2 separate regions of the Homo sapiens genome follow, and region 2 is linked to region 1. A link is an interaction called in ENCODE POLR2A ChIA-PET data of the cell type or tissue named here. Cell type or tissue: K562. All regions are shown on one strand. Links, peaks and the distances in the headings refer to the core of each region. The heading gives the core; the rest is flanking DNA.

Region 1 (6,608 bases), core at 1-5,000:
GGCACAGAAAGACAAGCATAACATGTTCCCACTTATTTGTGGGATGTAAAAATCAAAACAACTGAACTCATGAAGACAGAGAAGGCTGGGAAGGATATGGGGGTAGAGGGAGGTTAATGGGTATAAAAATTAGTTAGAAAGAATGAATAAGGCCTAGTATTTGGCCAGGTGTGATGGCTCATGCTTGTAATCCCAGTACTTTTGGAGGCTGAGTCGGGTGGATCACTTGAGGTCAGGAGTTCGAGACCAGCCTGGCCAACAGGGTGAAACCATCTTTACTAAAAATACAAAAAATAGCCAGGCATGATAGCATATGGCTGTAATCCCAGCTATTCGGGAGACTGAGGCATGAGAATCACTTGAACCCGGGAGGCAGAGGTTGCAGTGAGCCGAGACCACGCCACTGCACTCCAGCCTGGGCAACAGAGCAAGACTCCATCTTTAAAAAAAATTTTTTTAATAAAAAAAGATCTAGTATAAAGACCTAATATTTGATAGCACAGCAGGGGGACTGCCAGGAGGAGCAGAGGTGATATTGGTGACTCCCTCCCCTAACCATCAGCTCCAAGCCCTGCAAGTTTCCATGCCAGGCACCCCCATGCTCAGCCACCAGTCTCTGGCCGCAGGTGCTGCGTCCACCCAGCTGTGCCCTTTGCAGGCTTCGGCTTCCTATGGCATCACGATTGCCATGTCGCTGCCCCGGCTTTGCAAAAACCCCTGCCTGTATTTGGAGCCCCTGACCGGGCAACCTTCCCTCCTGTCAGCTGCTGCCAAGGAACCCCCTTGCCAGCACTGGCCCGCTCCTCAGTGCTCCTGAAAACACTGCTTACCCATCCCTGAGCCACGGTGCCCTCACCCACAGGAGCCCTGCGCACCTGCGCACCTGCACACCTTCACCTGTGGCTCCCCTCGCCTGTGCCACAAACCCCGGCCGTATACTCCAGGCTTCCACAGGGCTGGGCCTGGGGCCACAGAGTCATCAAACAACAGGCCCTTTTCTTCCTCCAAATCAGCTTATATAAGAAACTGGCACTGGGCACGGTGGCTTATGCCTGTAATCTCTGTACTTTGGGAGGCCAAGGCGGGTGGATCACTTGAGGTCAGGAGTTTGAGACCAGCCTGATTTTTAGTAGACCATCTCTACTAAAAATACAAAAATTAGCCAGGCATGGTGGCGTGTGCCTGTAATCACAGCTACCTGTGAGGCTGAGACAGGAGAATTGCTTGAACCCGGGAGGTGGAGGTTGCAGTGAGCTGAGATCATGCCATTGCACTCTAGCATGGGTGACAGAGCAAGACTCTGTCTCAAAAAAAAAAAAAAAGAAAAAAGAAAAACTGGCAATCATAAGTAGAAAAAAAATTGTAATTGAAAGTTATTTGTTCAAGAACTGGAGACCAACTAGGAACACACGAAGCAGAGAAGTGAGTCTCCGCGTCTGCATCAATGACGCAAAAGCAGCTGTGCAGGGAACCCGTCTGGCCCAGGCCCAGGCCTCCTGCACCCAGCGTCTGCGAGCTCCATGCTACCAGAGGGGCTGCAGTTGGCTGAGGGAGGTGGGGATGCCATTTGAGGTCTAGCCGCAGGGTGAGGGGAGCACGGCCGGCCAGTGTACACAGGTCAGGGGCCAGGTTCCCGGCCTTGCTCAGCACCGCACGTCACTGCATTGAAGCACATCTTTAGTAAAACCAGCTCTTCCCTTAAAGAGAATGCCACGGGGCATGAGTATGATGCTTTTGACAAAAAACAAAGGCATCACTGTTAACTCCGATCTATCCCATGTGAGGTGGGAGAAGGGAGAGAGCAGAGACAAGGAGACAATTACACAAGCAGCAGCCCAACGTGTGCTTTGCAATATGCTGACCTGGCTTGCCCCACACCCAAGGGCAGACCCACAGATAGCCCTGCCTCTGCATCCACCACCAGAGCACCCAGTACCCAGCACCAGGCCACCCAGCACCCAGCACCAGGCCACCCAGCATCCAGCACCAGACCACCCAGCACCCAGCATCAGGCCACCCAGCACCAGGCCACCCAGCATCCAGCACCAGGCCACCCCAGCATCCAGTGCCTGGGCACCCAACGTCCAGCACCAGGGCACCCCAGCATTCAGCACCACAGCACCCCTGCATCCAGCACCAGGGCACCCCAGCCTCACCCACCCCAGGCCTCTGAAGGAGCAGGAGGCTGGGCCCCATGTCCCGCAATAGCACAGCCAGCTGGGCGAGACCACAGGCAGCACTGGAAGGGACTGTGCGGCTCTTTCGGATTAGGAAAGGGCCATGCTCCGCACAGCAGAAAACAGGGACGAGGTCGAAGAGGCAGCACAGAAAGCCCAGAGTCACTCCCCACCCACCATCGGAAACCAGTGAGCTCATTAGAAACCGCTTATCTATGAGGCCAAATGCCCTCAGCAGGAGAGAAGGAGGAGGGGGAAGGAGGAGGGGGAAGGAGGGGGAAGGAGGGGGAAGCGGGTGGGGAAGAGGAGAGGAGGAAGAGATCAAAGGGCGTGGTGGAGCTACACTTTCGACAGGCCTCCAGCACTGGGGACTATCTGGGAACGTCCAGGAAGGCCTGCGAGCTGAGACTGGGTGACTCATCTCTGGTGACAGAGGTAACCACCTGGCCAGAGGCACCTCTTTAAAGAGACAGATTCTTACACCCATCACAAACAGACCAGAACACTGGCCAGGCGTGGTGGCTCACACCTGTAATCCCAGCACTTTGGGAGGCTGAGGCAAGCGGATTACTTGAGCTCAGGAGTTCAAGACCAGCCCGACCAACATGGAGAAACCCCGTCTCTCTACTAAAAATACAAAATTAGCTAGGCACAGTGGCTCTCACCTGTAATCCCAGCACTTTGGGAGGCCAAGGCAGGTGGATTGCCTGAGGTCAGAAGTTTGAGACCAGCCTGGCCAACATGGCAAAACCCCATCTCTACTAAAAATACAAAAATTAGCCAGGTGTGGCAGTGGGCACCTGTAACCTCAGCTACTTGGGTGCCTGAGGCAGGAGAATCGCTTGAACCCAAGAGGCAGAGGCTGCAGTGAGCCGAGATTATACCACTGTACTCCAGCCTGGGCAACAGAGCGAAACTCCATCTCCAAAACAAAAAACAAAACAAAACAAAAAAACGGAATACTGACCAGAAGAAAATACCCAGGCTTGCTATTCCTTATTGAGGACACTCTGGGGAAAAACTCAAGGACTGGCCAGGCTGAGTGACAAGGAACAGAAATGGCTCCCGGGGCCCAGGGCCCCGGCCATGTCATCTGCAGGGATTTTCCCCATCTTATTTATGCAAGGGGCTCCTACTTGTAAACTGGAGAGAAAATGTTGTCCAAGAGGCTCAGAACCGGTGTCGGAGGCTCAGCGAGGACAGGCCCTCTCCCTGGGGTCCCAGAGTGGGCAGGAGGCCACAGCACCATGGACTCTGGGCTCCTCTGGCTGATCACGGAGGTCCAGGCCATGAGGCCCTTGAGGCTCAAGGAGAAGGGTGTCTGAGGCAGGTCAGTCTCACGGTAGCCACAGAGCATGCGCAGTGGAGTGACCCGGGCAGGAGGCTCCCCAGGCCAGCACCCCAGCCAGGAAGGGAAGGAGCAACTCTGTGTGTATCACAGCTTCACAGTCTCCAGCAATTCAGCATTTGCCCGCTTAAGTTTCTAGGTGCTGATAATTCACAAATAAAGGAGAAGAAAGCTTGCTCTCTCCTGCCTTCCAGGCCTGCGTGGAGGTGTGGGCCTGGTGTTGGGGCTGACCAGGAATCCTGCATCTCATGGGTGGCCCCACAGGACAAGTGAGCGGCTATGACACTGGACACTGCTTGGTGGCCAGCAGTTGCCCCAGGCCCCTGAGGATGGAGACAACAGGCAGAGCTGGGCAGCTACCTCCTTAAGCCCCACCCAGGGGCACCACCCCCCAAGACCAGGGCACCCGTGGCTGGAGGAGACCCAAGCAAGGGCCCTCTGACCCAGTTGAGTCTCACGGGATGTGACTGCTCGCTGCCCTAGATGTTTATGGAGGGGTGTTTGCTGTTGCAGTGATGGAAGGCACTGCTGGTTCTTAGAGGGGGGCTGAAATGCAGCCTTCATGGGTCTTACCAGACACCTGCCCTCCGGGCTCACATCTGACTCCAACTGTGATGCAAACGCCATGTATGTTGGTTTCATAGACACTGGATTTTCCAGGAATGAAACCTCCGATAACACACACCTGAGGGAGGAAGAGGAAGCCTGCTTTGGCCAACCCCGGCAAGGGACTGAGTCTACCCCCACCACCCTCTCACTGCAGCTTGAGCCAACAGGGACCACTTCATCTCCCAGTGCAAACGCGTGCAAGAGTTTCCAGATGGAAATACGTGTCAATCTGAAATCCTGAGTGCAATCTACGAAACCTATTTCCATACTGCACAAGAGACATCACAATGCTTTATTAATAACACAGAGCACTAATAACACATTTGCCAGACCCTGCTCTAAGCATTTTCCTGCATTACCTCCATTATGCAAAGGAGATGTGGGGCCCGGCAGGGCGGGGAATGACAGGCTGAGACTGACCACTCCCTCAGCCCTGGGCACAGGGCCCCCAGATGAGGGACTCACCCAAGGGACAAGGGTCTGCCCCTGCAGTGGCTTAGACCCTGGACCACGCCAACATGGCAAACACACGTGAGCTGCAAATGCCGGCCTGTGTGCAACTTTACATTGCTAGAGGCCACATTCAAAAGTAAAAAGAAATTGGCAAAAAAATGTTTTTAATAGGCCGTGCATGGTGGCTCACGCCTGTAATCCCAGCACTTTGGGAGGCTGAGGCAGGTGGATCACCTGAGGTCAGGAGTTCGAGACCAGCCTGACCAATATGATGAAACCCCCGTCTCTATTAAAAATACAAAAATTAGCCGGGCGTGGTGGCATGCACCTGTAATCCCAGCTACTCAGGAGGCTGAGACAGGAGAATGGCTTGAACTCAGGAGGCAGAGGTTGCAGTGGGCCAAGACTGTGCCATTGCACTCCAGCCTGGGCGACAGAGCAAAACTCCATCTAAAAAAAAAAATTAATAATACATTTTATTTAACCCAGTATATCCAAAATATTATCATTTCTACGTGTAACCAATATAGAAGAATATGAATGAGATCACTTACATTCTCTTTCATATCAAGCCTCTGAGATCGGCGTGCATTTCACACCACAAACACATCTCAGTTCCCACCAGCCATGTTTCCAGCATGCCTCTGTGGGCTGCATGGCTCATGCCGTCTGCCCCAGACAGCACAGGCTGAGGTATGACACGTTCTCTGAGGGCGACATCCTTCCCACCTCCCTTTTCTGTCTGCATGTTAAGAATTTTAGCAGTTTTCAGCTTCACCAACCCTTTGCCTTCTAAAGTATTTATAGTGGTTAATTTCTCCACTTGAGGCAGGTGCAGGGGTTCAATACTTTATGTATGTGTTTTCATATAAAGCATTTCTTAATTTAAGAAAAAATTGACCCACTCCCCAAAATACAATGTAATCACAAGGCACAAAATAAAAATTATGACACAGTTATTAAATACTTTCAGTTTTCTTTTTCTTCCACAAAACTTGGAAGGAAGAAAAAACTGATCCCTTTCTGGAAATAAATACATAATAAGTGACAAAGTAAAAACAATTAGTAATTACTATCACTTTCTTCTCAATTTTCTTTTTTTCCAAAAAAAGTTCTTACATTTGTTCTCATTCATTCTCTCTCATTTTCTCTCTCTTCCCCCTCCCTGGCATTAAGAATGACCAACTTGTAATCAAACCACCAGCCTGAAAACAAATCTTCCTTGCTACGAACAGTTAACATATTGCCACCTGTCACGTGTCCAATTCACCACCATGTCAAACACAGTCGACTGGAAATGTCCAGGGACCATCACTCAGCAATAAGCCGCCTGCCCACTTAATGCCAGTGAGCAGGAGACGTCCAGCGCCTGTCTCTAGACGTGTCCTTGTTTCCACTTTGGGGAGATATATGTGAGTGGAAATAACAAGGGTAATTGGCAAAATCATTGTGAAATGAATCTGTCCTACCATAAATGTGACTGCAAATTTTGAAGTTGATTTGCAAAAGGCCACAGACATAGCTGTGACCCATCCCACACTCAGTGGCAATACCACTGGGAAAAGGGTAGCTACTGTCTCTGAGTCATCAGAATCCCTGCCAGTAAAGCTGGACAGCCACCAGCACTCAAGATCAAAGCTGAGCTCCTGGCAGTAGAGACCTGCAGAGCACCTTTCCCATCTTCCTGCCAGTGACTTACAAAGGCAGCCCTCGCATACCTGAGGAAGTGGCACCAGAACAAGACAAGAACAGGCTGACCAGGAGCCCCACCCCGCCCCTGCAGATGCCTCTCCAGTGTGTTCCACAGGAACAGTGGCTGCCCCTGCCGCTCCCAGATCTCGGGCTCTAGGGGACAACAGTTGCTGCCCTCAGCTGTGCTGAGCCATGAAGTGATTCAGCAGCAGGGAAATCGGACGCTGGTCCAGGAACACAGCACCAGCCTGGGAGGCCACAGACAAACATCAATTTCATGGGTGCAAAAGGCCAGTGCCAACTGATGTCGAAGCTCAAGTCCACACCCT
Region 2 (8,217 bases), core at 1,938-6,937, 170 kb after region 1:
CTGGAGGGGTGGCCCCCAGCTGGGTGGTGGCCAGGGAGGCTCCCCTAGGGAACAAGTGGTTGGAGAGACCCAGAGCTGGGTTCCACCTGGGGAGGCAAGTGGACGGGGTCCTGGAGATGGTGTCCAGAAAGTCATTCACTGAGAAAGAAAAGAGAGGACCTGAGAGAACTGACACCAAGCGGGTCTTCCACCAGAGCATTCGAGGCATGACCAGCTGAGTTATGGTGGCAACACAGTGTGCCCTCAAAGGACGGTGAACCTTGGAAAATGTCAACAAAAAGAGTCAAAATCTGTAAAATATTGAAAGAAATTTATTCTAAGCCAATTATCAGTGACCATGGCCCATGACACTGAAATGGGAGAGTTCCCTGACCCCTCTTGCAGGATGTGCAACAAGGGTGTGACTTGTCTGTTGAGCCGCCATGCATGTTCAAACCCCTTACAGGAGGGGGAGCACAGAGACGGGCAGGTGCAGGAGCGGGGATGAGTGCCCCTGGGCTCCAGCCCCACAGCAGCATCCAGGGGTGGGTGTCTGCGACTCCCGAAGCCCAAGCGGGCATGTGTTACAGTGCACTCTTTAGCCTTGCCATCTGCAGATGGCTTAAATCTTAACCAGCCAGTGCCCTCTTGGTACCCAGGTCCTCATCCAGCATCCAGGAAGAACCAAGTCGCACACAGACTTGAAGGATGAATGCGGGGGTTTTATGGAGTGGTGGAGGTGGCTCTCAGTGGGATGGATGGGGAGCTGAGAGGGGATGGAGTGGGAAGATGATCTTCCCTTGGAGTTTGGCCGTCCAGCAGCTGATCTCCCCTCTGACCGTCCCCCAGCTGAACTCCTCTTGGTGTTCAGACACTCCTTCTCTCTGCCCCACCATTCTGCCATCCTTCTGCTCTTCTGTTTGTCTCCTCATGGAGACAGGGATTTGGGGTTTATATGGGTACAGGACGGGGGACATGGCAGACCAAAAGGCAACTTTTGGGTGCAAAAACAGGAATGCCTGTTCCCATTTAGGGCCGTGGGTTTCCAGGCTTGAGGGCGGGGGCTTTCCCAGGGAACTGCCCTCTTCTACCCAGTATTTCCCTGTCTCCTGTCCGTATCAACACAGGCCTCAGGAGGTCCTGAGAACATGTGCCCAAGGTGGTCAGGGTGCAGGTTGGTTTTAGACATTTTAGGGAAACGTGAAACTTCAATCAAATACATTTAAGAAATACATTGGTTTTGGGCTGGGCATGGTGGCTTACACTTGTAATCCCAGCACTTTGGGAGGCCAAGGTGGGCGAATCACCTGAGGTTGGGAGTTCAAGACCAGCCTGGCCAACGTGGCAAAACCCTGTCTCTACTAAAAATACAAAAATTAGCTGGGCATGGTGGTGTGTGCTTGTAATCCCGACAACTCAGGAGGCTAAGGCAGGAGAATCACTTGAACCCAGGAGGCAGACGTTGCAGTGAGTCGAGATCACACCACTGGACTCCAGCCTGGGCGACAGAGCAAGACTCCATCTCAAAAAAAAAAAATTGGTTTTGCCAGGAATGGTGGCTCATGCCTGTAATCCCAGCACTTTGGGAGGCCAAGGCAGGAGGATCACAAGGTCAGGAGTTCAAAACCAGCCTGGCCAATATGGTGAAACCCTGTCTCTACTAAAAATATAAAAATTAGCCAGGCATGATGGCGGGCACCTGTAGTCCCAGCTACTCAGGAGGCTGAGGTAGGAGAATCACTTGAACCTAGGAGGAGGAGATTGCAGTGAGCCAAGATCGCGCAACTGCACTCCAGCCTGGGTGACAGAGCGAGACTCTGTCTCAAAAAAAAAATACATTGGTTTTGTCCAGAAATGTGAGACAACTTGAAGGGGGTTGGGGGGATTTCCAGCTTATAAGTAGATTTAAAAATTTTCTGGTTGACAGAGTAGACACGGTGGCTCATGCCCGTAATCCCAGCACTTTGGGAGGCCGAGATGGGCGGATCACAAGGTCAGGAGATCGAGACCATCCTGGCTAACATGTGAAACCCCATCTCTACTAAAAATACAAAAAAATTAGCCTGGCGCCTGTAGTCCCAGCTACTCGGAGGCTGAGGCAGGAGAATGGCGTGAACCAGGAGGCGGAGCTTGCAGTGAGCCGAGATCACGCCACTGCATTCCAGCCTGGGCGACAGAGTGAGACTCCCTCTCAAAAAAAAAAAAAAAAAAAAAAATTTCTGGTTGACAATTGGTTGAGTTTATTTAAAGACCTGGGACTGGCCGGGCGCGGTGGCTCACACCTGTAATCCCAGCACTTTGGGAGGCTGAGGTGGGCGAATCAAGAGGTCGGGAGATCGAGACCATCCTGGCTAACACGGTGAAACCCCATCTCTACTAAAAATACAAAAAATTAGCTGGGCGTGGTGGCGGGAGCCTGTAGTCTCAGCTACTTGGGAGGCTGAGGCAGGAGAATGGCGAACCCGGGAGGCGGAGCTTGCAGTGAGCCGAGATCACGCCACTGCACTCCAGCCTGGGTGACAGAGCGAGACTCCGCCTCAAAAAAAAAAAAGAAAAAAAGACCTGGGATCAATAGAAAGGAACGTCTGTTAAGATCAACGATTGTAGAGACTGAAGCTCTTACTTTCAAAGGAAGCCTTCAGGTAGCAGGCTTTAGAGAGAATGGGTTGTCAAATGTTTCTTATCAGACTTGAAGTCTGCATTGATGTTAATGCTGGAGAGGTAGAATAAGGCACATCCCATCCCCACTTCCCATCATGGCCTGAACCAGTCTCTCAGGTTAAATTTTCAGAGTTCCCTGGCTGAGGAGGAAGTCCATTCAGATGGTTGGGGGGCCTCAGAATTTTATTTTTGTTTTACATGACCATGGTTATGGTGACCACACGTCATGTTATCAATACTTTTTTTAAAAGCTTGCTTTTGCCTGGCACGGTGGCTCATGCCTATAATCCCAGCACTTTGGGAGGCTGAGATGTGCAGAGCACGAGGTCAGGAGTTTGAGACCAGCCTGGCCAACATGGTGAAACCCCATCTCTACTAAAGATACAAAAAATTAGCTGTGTGTGGTGGCACGTGCCTGTAATCCCAGCTACCTGGGAGGCCGAGGCAGGAGAATTGGTTGAACCGGGGAGGCAGAGGTTGCAGTGAGCTGAGATGGTGCCATTGCACTCCAGCCTGGGGCAACAGGGCGAGACTCCATCTCAAAAAAAAAAAAAAAAAAAGCTTGCTTTCAGCCAGTGGTAGTAGTTCATGGCTGCAATCCTAGAACTTTGGGTGGCTGAGGCAGGAGGACCGCTTGAGCCCAGGAATTTAAGACCAGCCTGGGCAATATAGTGAGACCCCATCTCTGCTAAAAAAAAAAAAAAAAAATTAGCCAGGCGTGGTGGCACGTGCCTGTGGATCCAGCTACTTGGGAGGCTGATGCAGGAGAATCACTTGAGCCCAGAAGATTGAGGCTGCAGTGAGCCATCATTGTGCCATTGTACTCCAGCCTGGGTAACAGAGCAAGAACCTGTCTCAAAAAATAAAATAAAATACAAAACAAAATAGAAGGCTTTCCATTTGGACACAGGAATGGATATGTTACCAACCATGAGTTCTTGGGCTCTCAATGCAATGGAAATTGACATGGGGCCAAAAGAGTTTTCCCAGACAAGGCTTCATTGGAGCTTATGTCCAGGCATAAGGGAGGCGGCCCAAGGGAGAGAGAGTCCCTGACTGAGTCCTGGAAAGGAGTTGGTTAGGACTTTTTGTCAGGCAAAGGGTGGAAACTGATATCAGGGTAGGGTGTGCAGGCTGGGCTGGGGAAGGCCTCCGAGGACTGGGACAGGCTGATCAGCACTTCTGGTTGCGACGGTTATTTTGAGTCATGGGCCAGCTAGCTGGCTGGCTGGGGCAGCGAGGCTGTAAATCTGTTGCTCAGCATTCCTTTCCAAGGTGGGGACATTCTACAACCTTGGTTGATATTCTGGATCTTTTAAGGCCAGTTCCTGAAATTCTTTAAGTAAAAGGCCTGGTTAAATATTACAAGAGCACAGAAGAGCACTATAAACGGCTGTTTTCCTTGTATGACCAAAGTCTCAGGGTTAGCGAGTTTGGTGTCAAGCCAGGTAGTGGCGTGGGGTGTGTGATCCGTGGAAGGCATGAGAGAATGCTCTAGTGGGGGGTTAACCGAGCCAGCCCGTCCCTACTCTGTCTCAGGTATGACTGTGTAAATAAATGTCCGTCCACACCCTGGCGGCAAATGAAATGCCCTTGCCAGCAGACCATGCCCAGAGGTTGTTTGAGCAACTGCCTCCCAGCACCACAGGGTTCCTTAATTACCATAAAGGATGTTAAAAGTCATTCAGGATTTGTGTTTGGCCAGAAGTTTGAGCGGTGTCTCTTTTTTTTTTCTTTCTTTCTTTTTTTTTTTTTTTTTGAGACGGAGTTTCGCTCTTGTTGGGCAGAGGCTGGAGTGCAATGGCGTGATCTCGGCTCACCGCAACCCTCGCCTCCCGGGTTCAAGTGATTCTCCTGCCTCAACCTTCTGAGTAGCCGGGATTATAGGCATGTGCCACCACGCCCAGCTAATTTTTTTTTTGTATTTTTGGTAGAGATGGGGTCTCCGTGTTGGTCAGACTGATCTTGAACTCCCGACCTCAGGTGACCCACCTGCCTCGGCCTCTCAAAGTGCTGGGATTATAGGTGTGAGCCACTGTGCCCGACCCTGAGCGGTGTCTTAGTTAGCGGGGGATGCTTTAACAAAATGCACAAAGTAACAAAAGAGCCAAGCCATGAAAGAGAAAGCAACAGGAGAAGCAAGGAAAGCACAGATTTACTGAAGACATTTCAGAGTGGGAGCAGGCTCAAGCAAGCGGCTCAGGTGCCTCTTCTTTTGGGTTTTTGTTTTGTTTTGTTTTTTGAGACCGAGTCTCTGTCGCCCAGGCTGGAGTGCCAGTGGTACGATCTCGGCTCACTGCAAGCTCCGCCTCCCGGGTTCACGCCATTCTCCTGCCTCAGCCTCCCGAGTAGCTGAGACTATAGGCACCCACTGCCACGCCTGGCTAATTTTTTTGTATTTTCAGTAGAGATGGGGTTTCACCGTGTTAGCCAGGATGATCTCGATCTCCTGACCTCGTGATCCGCCCGCCTCGGCCTCCCAAAGTGCTGGGATTACAGGCGTGAGCATGAATTTCTTCTTTACATGTAGCTTCCAGTACCCAGATCACATGATTTTTGATGGAAGTCCAGTGTGATCCGTATTCTTGTTCCTCTATAGGAAGGTACTTTCCCTCCGACATCTTTCAAGATATTCTGTCTCTGGTTTCCTGCAGTTTGAATACGACATGCCAAAGTTCCTATTTTTTGGCATTTGTTGTACTTAGTGTTCTCTAAGCTTCCTAGATCTGTGGTTTGGTGTCTGACACCAATTTTGAAAAATGAGAAGCCATTATTACTTCAAATATTTCTTCTATCCCTTTCTCCCTCTCCTCTTCTGGTATTGCCATTATGAGTGTGTAAATTACCTTCTATAATTGTCCCGTAGTTCTAGGATATTCTGTTCAGTTATTTTTACTCTTTTTTCTCCTTGCATTTCAGTTGGGGAAGTCTATGGACATGTCCTCAGCTTGCAGATTCTCTCCTGGGCTGTGTCCAGTCCACTGACGTCCGAGGCACAATCCCCCGTGTGACCCTGCCTGGCGGCGGCCTCTTGTTAGAGCTGTAAGTCACACAGGCTTCTGCCTGTCCTCTAGCTGAGTGTCACTGTATTGCGTCCCACCACCAAAAGAATCTTTAGATCTTATAAAACATCAATACACAGGCTTCTGCCTCTCCTCTAGCTGAGTGTCACTGTATTGCGTCCCACCACCAAAGGAATCTTTAAATCGTACAAAACATCAATAAAGGATTTGAGTCCTAAATATACAAGGATTTCTTTCTTTCTTTCCTCTCTTTCTTTCTCTCTCTCTTTCTTTCCTTCTCTCTTTTCTTTCTTTCCCTTCCTTCCTTTGTTTTCTCTCCTCTGTTTCTCCCTTTCTCTCTTTCTCTTTCGTCTTGCTGTTGCCCAGGCTGGAGTGCAGTGGCGTGATCTTGGCCCACTGACACCTCCACTTCCCAGGTTCAAGTGATTCTCCTGCCTCGGCCTCCCGAGTAGCTGGGATTACAGGCGCCTGCCACCACACCCGGCTAATTTTTGTATTTTTAGTAGAGATGGGGTTTTATCATGTTGGCCAGGCTGGTCTCGAACTCCTGACCTCAAGTAATCCGCCCGCCTCAGCCTCCCAAAGTGCTGGGATTACAGGCATGAGCCACTGCGCCCAGCCTTTTTTCCTTTTTTTTTTTTTAAATAGGGTCTTGCTCTACCACCCAGGCTGGAGTGCAGTACAGTAGCACACATCAGCTCACTGCAACCTCTGTCCCCTGGGCTAAAGTGATCCTCCCGCCTTAGCCTCCTGAGTAGCGGGTACTACAGGCGTGTGTCACCATGCCGGGCTAATTTTTGTACTCTTTTTTTATTTTGTAGAGAAGAGGTCTCACCATGTCGCCCAAGCTGGTCTCAAACTCCTGAGCTCAAGTGATCTGCCTGCCTCGGCCTCCCAAAGTGCTCAGATTACGGGTGTGAGCCACCACAACTGGCGAAAGAATTCTTAAAACTCAACAATAAGGGAACAACCTAACCAAAAAATAGGCAAAAGATCTAGACACCTCACCAAAGAAGATATACAAATGGCAAATACACATATGGAAAGTTCTGAACGCCATGCCATGAGAAAAGTACAAATTCAAACAATGAAACATCGCTAAGCACTGCTTACAATGGCTGAAGTCCAGAACACTGACAACACTGGGTGCTGGCGGGACATGGCACTCTCCTTCATTGCTGGTGGGAACACTGTAATGGTGTAGCCACTTTGGAAGGCACTTTGGTGGTTTCTTAGAAAGTAAACATCTTGGCCGGGCGTGGTGGCTCACGCCTGTAATCCCAGCACTTTGAGAGGCCGAGGTGGGGGCGGATCACCTGAGGTCAGGAGTTTGAGACCAGCCTGGCCAACATGGTAAAACCCCATCTCTACTAAAAATACAAAAATTAGCCTGGCATGGTGGCAGGCACCTGTAATCCCAGCTACTCGGGAGGCTGAGGCTGGAGAATCGCTTGGACCCAGGAGGCAGAGGTTGCAATGAGCAGAGATCATGCCACTGCACGAGTGAAATTCCGTCTCATTAAAAAAAAAAGAAAGAAAGAAAAAAGAAACTAAACATCTTACCTTATAATTCAGCAGTTGCACTCCTTGATCTTTACCCAAAGGGTTAAAAACTTATGTCTACACAAAACCCTGCACACCAATGTTTATAGCAGCTTTAGTAATTGTCAAAAACTGGAAGCCACCAAGGTGTCTCTCAGTAGGTGAATGAATAGACAAACTGTAGTGTACATTTGCAATGGAATATTATACAGCAATGAAAAAGAGTGAGCCATCAAGCCATGAAGCGATAGTGAGGAAACGTTAGGTGCACATTACCAAGTGAAAGACACTGATCTGAAGAGTCTGCCTACTGTGTGACTCCAACCAAGTGACATCCTGGAAAAGGTAAAACTATGGAGATAATTAAAAGGTCAGGAGGCTGGGCGTGGTGGCTCATGCCTGTCATCCCAGCAGGCGCGGTGGCTCATGCCATTATCCCAGCAGGCACGGTGGCTCATGCCGCCATCCCAGCAGGCGCGGTGGCTCATGCCGTCATCCCAGCAGGCGCGGTGGCTCATGCCTGTCATCCCAGCACTTTGGGAGGCCGAGGCAGGTGGATGTTTGAGCCCAGGAGTTCAAGACCAGGTTGGACAATATAGTGGGGCCCCATCTCAAACAAAACAAAACAAAACAAAAAAAACCCAAAAATTAACCATGTGTGGTGGCACACCCCTGTAGCGTAGACCTAGCTATTTGAGAAAGGCTAAGGCAGGAGGATTGCTTGAGTCCAGGAGGCAGAGGTTTCAGTGAGCCAAGATCATGCCTCTGCACTCCAGTCTAGGAGTCAGAGCAGACCCTCTCTCCAAAAAAAGAAAATGGTCAGGTGTTGTCAGAAGGTTAGGACAAGGGGGAAAGGAAAGGATAGGAGAAGCACAGTGGGCTTTAGGGCCAGAAAACGACTTTGTGTGACACTGTGATGGTCAAGGGGGAAAGAAATGGATATGAGAAGCACAGCGGGCTTTAGGGCCGGAAAAGGACACTGTGATGGTCTGCACATGAGATTAGCATTTGA

Evidence for each region. Peaks named below come from ENCODE experiments on the same cell type or tissue, not always from the same donor. Only the 100,000 strongest peaks of a DNase experiment are listed, where the experiment ranks them.
Region 2: POLR2A ChIA-PET joins it to region 1 with 6 read pairs; 3 of 35 experiments call an interaction of 5 or more read pairs at or near these places.

Annotation. Positions count from the first base shown.
Region 1 is chr21:43,880,106-43,886,713 of GRCh38, reverse strand. All of the region lies in intron 1 of AGPAT3 (1-acylglycerol-3-phosphate O-acyltransferase 3), which reads right to left. Among named protein-coding and RNA genes, the nearest start is that of AGPAT3, 18 kb to the right of the region's middle. RefSeq lists a silencer at 589-744 and enhancers at 385-970, 3,910-4,496. In K562, for the core only: no CTCF peak of the experiment used is centred there; DNase peaks (open chromatin) are centred at 2,393 and 3,556; H3K4me3 peaks cover 950 bases.
Region 2 is chr21:43,708,381-43,716,597 of GRCh38, reverse strand. LOC124905031 (a long non-coding RNA gene) reads left to right here and starts at 4,323. Exons shown (of 2, transcript XR_007067895.1): 1 at 4,323-5,243; 2 at 5,560-5,882. RefSeq lists enhancers at 3,889-4,510, 4,576-5,457. In K562, for the core only: no CTCF peak of the experiment used is centred there; a DNase peak (open chromatin) is centred at 3,817.